Regions from separate parts of the Homo sapiens genome. Here region 2 is linked to region 1. The links are chromatin contacts, found by Hi-C or POLR2A ChIA-PET in ENCODE. All regions are on one chromosome and are shown on one strand. Each heading gives the region's core, a stretch centred on a gene start or an enhancer-like site at or near the end of the contact. The rest is flanking DNA. Distances are from core to core; before and after follow the strand shown. Region 1 overlaps ALPK2 (alpha kinase 2). Region 2 has its middle 130 kb from the start of ZNF532.

Evidence for each region. A loop is a pair of places that touch in the nucleus more often than their neighbours do. ChIA-PET counts read pairs that join two places held with the same protein, here RNA polymerase II (POLR2A). Pooled maps may share reads with other maps.
Region 2: a map with no recorded cell type shows a loop between it and region 1 (2.9-fold over the local background). The contact joins two enhancer-like sites. A Hi-C loop is called at or near these places in 5 of 37 single-sample maps with no recorded cell type and 4 of 50 pooled maps. POLR2A ChIA-PET finds 5 or more read pairs at or near these places in 2 of 52 experiments (GM12878 and activated T-cell).

What each region holds. Positions count from the first base shown.
Region 1 is chr18:58,539,554-58,543,881 of GRCh38, reverse strand. All of the region lies in intron 4 of ALPK2 (alpha kinase 2), which reads left to right. Among named protein-coding and RNA genes, the nearest start is that of ALPK2-AS1, 15 kb to the left of the region's middle. RefSeq lists an enhancer at 2,644-2,723. Within about 2 kb of position 2,546, at least 6 of the 41 ENCODE cell types and tissues checked have a DNase peak (open chromatin) inside an H3K27ac peak, as active enhancers do.
Region 2 is chr18:58,988,642-58,993,181 of GRCh38, reverse strand. No RefSeq gene overlaps it. Among named protein-coding and RNA genes, the nearest start is that of ZNF532, 130 kb to the right of the region's middle. Within about 2 kb of position 1,626, at least 9 of the 41 ENCODE cell types and tissues checked have a DNase peak (open chromatin) inside an H3K27ac peak, as active enhancers do.

The sequences.
Region 1 (4,328 bases), core at 1,297-3,796:
TTAGAAATGCTGGGTTGGAAAGGGCTCTGTAGCCTCACAGACTTGGCTTTAAATCCTGGCTCTGCCTTTGACTGTGGGACCCTGGGGAGACTTCTCATCCCCAAACATCATTGACCTCATGTGTCGGTTTTTAATTCATTCCTCTCAGCTCTGAATTCACCCTTTAATATGTGCCCTGTACTAACGAAATTCCATTATTCTTCTTTAAAGTAAGCACAGTATTACGCTTTCTCAGCAGAAGGCACTGGAAGGACACTGCAGGAGGAAGAGAATTCCTGTCATTTCAGCATTGGTGGAGTTGGAGAGCCTGTGGTCATCCTGCCTCAGCCATGGGCCCCAGAACGTGGTCATCTGCAACCTTGTAGCCTTAGTGTAGTGATACCCTTTCTGCTGCCCTCTCTCTTTGGAACCCAGAGCCCCGCATGGCCCCCAGCTCTTAAAGCCTCCTGCCTGTATCAACGCACAGACTGCCTCCACAAGCTCCTGTGTGGTCTACACATAGCCGCCTGAGGTCTGGTGCACAGAGCACTTGTTCCCTCTGTGACTTAGTCCGTTTTCTTTACTTGTAACAAAATACCTGAAACTGGGAAATTTATAAAGAAAAGAAATGTATTTCTTACAGCTCTGGAGACTGAGAAGTCCCAGGCAGAGGGCCTGCATCTTGTGCAGGCCTTATTGCTGCTGGGGACTCTCTGCAGAGTCCCAAGGCAGAGCAGGGCATCACATGGCGAGGGGGCTAAGCACGCTCTATGCCACCTCAGGTCTCTGTTCCTCTTCTTATGAAGCCTCCAGGTCCCCTCCCTTGATAACGTATCAATCCTTCAGCCCATTAATTCATTAATCCATAAATGGATTAATCCCTCTATGAGGGCAGAGCTCCCATGATTCAATCGCCTCTTAAAGGCCCCACCCATCAGTATTGCCACACTGGGGATTAAGTTTCAATATGAGTTTTGAGTGGACATTCAAACTAGCACTCTGCAAACTCCTGACCCACACCACATGTAGCCCACAAGCTCTGAAGGCTTCAGCCCCTGTGACCACCCATGCCCAGACTCCCCTGCACACCCACGCCACTGCATGCTGACCACCTACTCCTGGCCTGCACTTGGAAGGGAGGTCTATTGCTTTTCTCGGCAATTCCAGGCCAGCTCTGGTCTGGATGCACCAGTGAACTTCTGTGCTATCTGGTGGCCTAACCACACCTTCTCCAAGTAGGTCTAAACCTCTTCCAACTTTGTCCTTCCTTGGTACTTTCCCTTACCTAGAGTACTATAGACAGTTTCCTTATACCTTATAGCACTCTTCTATCACAGTCAATAGTTCTTTATATTGAACTTCTCTTATATAACCTACTGTGTGGTTTCTATGATTGGACCTAGGCTATTCATCTCATCAGTAAAGAAGAGATGATAACATCTTTTTCTCAGATTTATTTTACGGATCAGATGAGAAAACCCTCATAAAGCTCATAGCTCAAGGCTCTGCCTGTCAGAGCTCCCCAACTTCCTCTTTTCCTGAGCTACTGCTGTTTTTTCACAGAGAAGAAGGAAAATTAGTATCAGTGAGTGAGTGCCTTCTGGGCACCAGGCAATATGTCAGGCACTTGACAAGATGGTGCAGACATGCATGTGGTTAGTCTTAGAGGAGGAGACAGAGGGTCAGAGAAGCTAAAGAGGTTACCCGTGGTCATGCATGCTATATCCAATTAAGCTGGGCTACAAACGCTGGTTGCTAGTCCTCCAAGTCCACGCACCACACACTATGTTGGGCTTACTCCTAGAGCCCCAAACACTCCTTTTTTCACTTGAATGAGTACAATTTCCCTACATAAGGAAATTGTGTCAGCACTCACTCGAAGTTTCAGCACTCATTCTATGCTGAGAATAGGTGCACAGCAGAAGAATCATTTGCTAGCATTCTTTTGTAATGACTTAACTAAGAAATCTCCTCCTAAAAGAAAGGTCTGACTCATTGGGAAGGTGTGAGTCTGTGGTTTCCCTTTCTCTGTGAGCTGGCCTCTGGATGAGAACCGAGGAGCCTGCTCTTGAAACTGATGCCGTAAGCAAGTACAAATATGAACTGGGCTGTTAAAGGCTTCACTTCAAAAAAAACCCCATTGGTTAAAATCAAATTTATGGAATTGCTTATCAGCAGCGGGCCAGTTGTACGGTTTGTTGCTTCAACGTAACTTCCACAGGCCAGCAATCTCTGTTATGTTCATTGATGTTTCCCAGCTGCCTAGAACAGTGCCTGGTATAAAGTAGATGGTCACTAAATGTGTGTCAAATGTATGAATTTACACGGTCAAGGATTCAACCAATTTTTTTACATGTGGAGATTCACTAGGGTATTTTGAAGTAGAATTTTAATTTAAAAGTAAGAGGGGCGATATGGTTTGGATCTGTGTCTCTACCAAATCTTGCACTGAGATGTAATCCCCAATGTTGGAGGTGGGGCCCAGTGGGAGGTGATTGGATGATGCGGGTGGTTCCTCATGAATGGCTTAGCGCCATCTCCTGGTACTGGTCTCGTGACAATGAGTGAGTTCTTGTGAGATCTGGTTGTTTAAAAGTGTGCGGCACCTCCCCCTTGCTCGCTCTTGGTCCTGCTCCTGTCGGGCAAGATGTGGGCTTCAGCTTTGCCATCTGCCATGAGTAAAGTTCCCTGAGGCCTCTCCAGAAGCAGTTGCCACCATACTTCCTGTATAGCCGGTGGAACCGTGAGCCAATTACACCTCTTTCATTTATAAATTACCCAGTCTCAGGTATTTATAGCAGTGCAAGAACTGACTAATACAAGAGGAAAGGTGCAAATAAATCTCAATGGAATATGATTATTTTGTAAATCACGGCATGATACTATGATGATCTATTCCAGTGACCAAGCTCATCCTAATGAAAACTTGTCCTGTGTTTAATTCTCTTCAGAGGTCAGTCTCTTCTAGGTACCCGCTTATTACTTTGCTGATGTAATAGTAATCAATCACGGAAGAATAAAGGTACCATCCCAGTAAATATCATAGTAACTTTTTAACTGAAGCCCTTTGGAAAAAATTGCCCAGTGCCTGACAGAGAATTCTGCACATGACAGCTACTCCATAAATGTCTGTTGACACTGATGATACTGTGATAATACCAGGACCTTAAAATAAGGGACTGACATAGGTAGTGGAAATGCAGGCAGGATAGAAAGGCCGGAGAGAGGGGTGGTGGTGCTTTTGATGGGGCAGTCTCTCTATACATTTCACATAATGACCAGGAAGTTCCCCATGTTTTCTGTGCTTAATGACTCAGTCTATTTGTGCTATAGCATATTCTTAAAAGGCTGAACCAAAATACCAAACCAGAAAAGTACTCTTTACATGTGTTACAGATATTGAGGTATAGAGAGGAAAGCATATGCACATCAAACTCTTTTAAAAAAATACCTTATCCCTTATTTCCCAGAAATGATATTTCTTCTTTTTAATAAAGAAGAAAAAGGGATATAGAAAGGGAATAAATATACTTTTCTTTCCGGGAACACCAGGATAACCAGTAGTGCTTAGGGTTCAAAGTCTCTTTTAAAATGGGGTTGTTGCAAAGTCAGGAGCAGATGAAAGTTCAAACCCTTTCAAGTGTAGAGCTTTAATGGGTGAAGTTGGCTACAGCTGTCTCAACTGGTACATGGTTCATTCATTTATTCATTCTCTCAACAAACACTTAGTAAGCATCTACCGCATGCTAATCGCTATAACAGGCCTTCACTAGAACACAGAATGGGAGCTCCTTGTAGATGAGCATTTGCCTGTCTTGTATCCCCATTATCTAAAACACTCCCTAGTACTTTGGAGGCATTCACTAAATATTTGTTGAAAAGATTAAGTAGTCCTAGCCCTCATGGAGTTTATATTAAATTTCTTTCTTGTTTAGTTAGCATTTTTATGCCCATCAAATATGAGTTAAATGAACCTCAAAGTAGCTTTAAAAGAGAAAATGAGAGATGCATGACTGACAGGCTGTAAGCAGCCTGGGGGAAGTGTGGAAAGAGGTGTGATTATGCTGTTGTCCTGCTTCCCACGGGCAGTACATACAGGGATTGACCACAAGGTAGTAAGACTGACTGTCATGTATGATTTATGAGAATCAATCTCATGACATTGGAGCCATAATATGCCCATGAACATTTCAGCTCTGTTTTGTCATACGCTGGGAGACAGACTTCATCCCCACCCCTGAACCCCATCCCGCCAAGGCCAGTCATCTGTTCCCTGCACATCTGAATGTGGCTGTCCAAGGCAGGAGTCCTGGGAGCAAAGACTGAGTTGCTTCAGAAATTAGAAGTAA
Region 2 (4,540 bases), core at 377-2,876, 450 kb before region 1:
CCAACCCCTAAGAAAAAAAAAATTATGACTAATCAAGGCTCAAGGAAGCTCAGTCATTTTACAAAAATATTTTAGGTACCTGTTTTGTTTTTTGTTTTTTGTTTTTTGCAAGCAGTTTGCTGGGCATAAAAATAGGACATGAAAATAAATAATGCCTTCGTTTCCTGAAAGCAGGCCTCTAACGTTTCCGGAAGCAGCAGCAATCAACCGGCTGGTGCTATTATTTATGACACGGTCACTTTATTCAAGTAACTATTAAAAAGGAAAGGGCATTCGGGCTCCCATCACTTGGCAATGGGTTTGAGAAAACAAGGATCAGTTTTGACTGTCCAGAATAAGGATCAAAGGGGAAAATATAACTAATACCCACTGCTCTCAGGCCGCAAAAGGAAGAATGCCTCTTGCAATGAGAGGAAATGGCAGTTTCAGATTAGAAAGCAAGCAGAGAGTTCATGGAAAATCTTAGAACATTCTTCCAGGGGATGGCAGACACTTAGCACATAAGCATATCATGTCAGGCAGTGATAAGTGCCAGGGAGAAAAATAATGGGAAGCGGAGATGGAGAGTGGCAAAGCAGGTGTGTGCTCAGTGGGGTGGGCACATTTCAGTAAGGGAATTGGGGAAGGCTCTCCAGGCGGGGGACTTCTGCATGGACCGGATGTGAAACATGTGAAAAACCCTCATGAGAACTGGGGAAAGAGCATTCCACGAGAAGGAAGAGCATGTGCCAAGGTCCTGTAACAGGAATATGAATCGTGGATAGGAACGAAAAGGAGTGACATGGGAGTAGGGGGAAGTGATAGGAGGTGAGGTTAGATATGGTGACGGGAGCAGGGAGGTCTTCCGGGGCTGGTCTTATAGCAATTGAAAGGCACTCGCTTCCATTTATTTTGGTCTCTTCTGAAACAACAGAGACTGGCATGTTGTTTAGCTGGTGTCTTATTCAGAGGGAACCAAGAGTCTAAACTTTAGGTTCTCCCCATGATGTTGGCACTGCTTGTGTCCAAGACATTCAGTAGTTCCTTAAAGACAAACTGACTTCCCTCACCTTGACAAACAGTTCACAAGTCTACTCTCAATTCAGAGTCACCACGGCCATTGCCACTATGCTGCCATCACGCCACCAGACAAATGGTGTTGAACTGGCCCGCTCCTTTGTATCACCTACTGAAGAGTCGAGCAGGAGCATAGTTTTGGTCATCCCGTGCCTGAAGTTAGGCTGCTGGGAGTCAGGGTGAGTGACCTTCTGGATTCTGCAGTGGGAGGTAAGATCTATCTCTTGCCAAGATTCATACAATGGCAGGTACCCCCAACACTGGAAAGGGAAGTTCAGGTGCTGAACTGGCAAAGTAGAGACATTCATTACTCCTGCTTACAGATGCATCTGTTTCCACCTTGGAAAGGGTGGAAGATGTTGCTCTACTTCCCGTTAACTCTTGTCAACATCACACCATCCTCTCTGATCAGCGGACCTGTGCCTACCTTGTTCTTTTTTAAAAAACAAATAGCATTTGTTCTCCAAAAATAACCAATCCAATTAAGCATGACATGACCTGAAGGTCAGGAAATGACTCATGGACTCAGGGGCGAAACCCACACTTTCTGGAACTGAGTTGGACTTGGAGGTGTGCTATGGTGGACTCTAATTATAGAACTCCCCCGGGTGAAAACATGGTCTTGCCAAGGATTGTATTTGCAAATAGATCTGCCATGGTCATGTAATGTACAGTTCTAACTATAAGAAAAGCTCAAGGATAAAGCAGCTTGCAATAAAATAGCACAGCAAATTTAATAATCAGTTCCCTTAAATACTGGGAAACATTATAAATAGCGCTACGTGATGAGTCAGAACTAACCTCATAAATTGAATTTAGAAACTGGTAAGGAATATCTTCTGGGAAATGTGATTCTGTTTCCTTGCATAAAAATAACCACTAGGGAAAAGGTATAATTCCAGGAGAAACCTGGCAAGGTAATTAGAAAGGGTAAATGTAGAATCTGAAGTACCGTATTCCATTGGAGAGCCTGCCTGTAGGGGACAAAATGCATGTTGACAAAACAGGCATAGAACACGCACTCCTGAAAGTGCATGCCACGTGTCAGTGATCATTATAACCTCCCACTCGGAAACCCAGATCCTTCATCCACCCTTCTTTGTCCTGTTTTGTGCCCAACACACGGACATCTATAGACTATTACTGTGGCTGCCTTGTCATCTAGCTTGTATTTAGCTTTGGCAGGTGGGAGGTGCGGGCAGGAAATCTTTGAGTGTGATGAGAGGGCCTCCTGGTGATTCCGCTCCCCACACCTTCCTGGCTTCACTGTGGCTCTGGCAGTGGCTCTTCCTGAGTGCCCTTTTCCCACAGCTCCAGCTTCCACCCCTACTCAGGCTTCTCAGGCCTTGTTCCAGCACACAGCTCTGTGTATAGTCCCTTCCTTAATTTCTTGAAAGTTAAACCTTTTGCAGTGTGCTGCACTGCATTCTGCTGGGACCTTAATTGAAACAGGATCTAGGGTACCCCCAAATCTAGATTTCCAAAGAAGGCAGCAAATATAAATGAGCAAATGCCTAGAAAAATGTAGGCTAAGATCATTAAAGTTTTATCCAATGTATTGAATCGTTACTAAAACATTCAAAATCCATTGGGACTGTGAAGAAAAAATGGATGTGAAAAGAAAATACTCTGAAAAGACTGAGAGTAGCCTAGTCTCAAATTCAGCCTTATACTCAAACCATGTGAACTGAGGCTGGGCTGTTCAGAATGGGTTGATTGGGGGTAACAGTGACTATAGAATGACAACTGGCTACTCCAGAAACTTCTAGTAGCATGAAGAGAGACTTTTCACAGAAATATGGGCATTTCTTGCTATAAATTTCCCTCTTGGAATGGCTTCTGCTGCATCCCATAGGTGTTTGGTACATAGTTGCTATTTGTCTCAAGATTTTTTTGATTTTCTTTTTTATTTCTTCTTTGACCCATGTTGTTTAATTTCTACTTATTTGTGAATTTTCCAAGATTTCTCCTGTTACTGATTTCAAGTTTCACACCATTGTGGTCAGAAAAGATACTTAAGGTAATTTTGATCCCCTGAAATTTGTTTAGATTTGTATTGCAGCCAAACATATGATCCATCCTGGAGAAAGTTCTGTGTGTACTTGAGAAAAATGTGTATCCTGTTGCTGTTGGATGGGATGTTCTGTATATGTCTGTCAGGTCATAAAGTGTAGTTCAAGTCCAATGTTTCCTTATTAATTTTCTGTCTGGATGGTAATCCATTATTGAAAGTGGGGTATTGATGTCCCCTACTATTATTGTATTATAGTTTCTATCTCCCTTCAGATCTATTAATATTTGCTTTATATATTTAGGTGCTTCATTCAATGTTGGATACATTTATAATTATTGTATCCTCTTGATGAATTGACCCTTTCATTGTTATATAATGTCCTTTGTCTCTTTTATTGCTTCTGACTTAAAGTTGCTTTGTCTGATGTAGGTATAGCTACCCTCTGCTCTCTTCTGGTTCCATTTGCATACAGTATCTTCTCATTCCTTCATTTTCAGTCTATGTGCATCCTTAAGAGAGTTGAGTCTCTTGTAGGCAGCATACAGTCGGGTACTTAGGTCTTTTTTTTAATCCATTCAGCCACTCTGTCCTCATATTAGAAAATTTAACCCATTTACATTCAAAGTAACTACTGACAGGTGAGAACTTATTACTGCCATTTTGTAATTTGTTTTCTGGTTGTTGGGGATGTATTTTGTTTCTCCCTGTCTTGCTGGATGGTTTGTGGTTTGACTGCTGTAGTGGGATGTTATGAATAATCCTTTCTATTTATGTTCTGTGCATCTACTATAGATTGTTTTCTGGTTATCATGATCTTTATAAAGAAAGACATTCACATTGTCATATTCCAAAGGCTTACAGCTAACTCGGTAAGGGTGTGAGATTCATAACTGAGAAAAGAAAAACAAAAATTGTCAAAGAAAACAAGAAGTTTCAAGGATGCATTTAAGCAGAGTGAGTTACACCTCTTGAGTAGGAGCCAAGTTTTTAAGGTAATTAAGGGTAGGTTCTTTGTTTAGAAGATGTATGTTAAAATTAAGAGCTACAATCTGGAATCCTTACAGCATCTGATATTTGCAAAGCGTGTGTGTGTGCGTGTGTGTGCATGCGTGTGTGTGTAAATTGCACAAATAGCATCCTACATTTGGCACATTACTTTTTATTTTCAGACTATCCTTTGGGATAGATGAAGGGTTCCTCTGAGTCATATTTTATAAATTTCTTGGCTGCCCAAAAATTTCAAGAGGAAATTTCACTGTTGGTCAAAGATCCTAGGATGGAAACTCACTAGCCTGCTGACACTGGTGAGGCATGCCCACCAGAGCTTCAGGGTAGAACAGCTGTTCTTTGGACTACTTGCTGTGGTAGGAGTAAGGAATTTGCAGAAAACGTGCTTGGGAGGAAGGAAGTGGTCTTTGCCATGCAGTGTAAGCCTACATTTTCCTTTTTCTCATTTTGCAAGTAACGTTT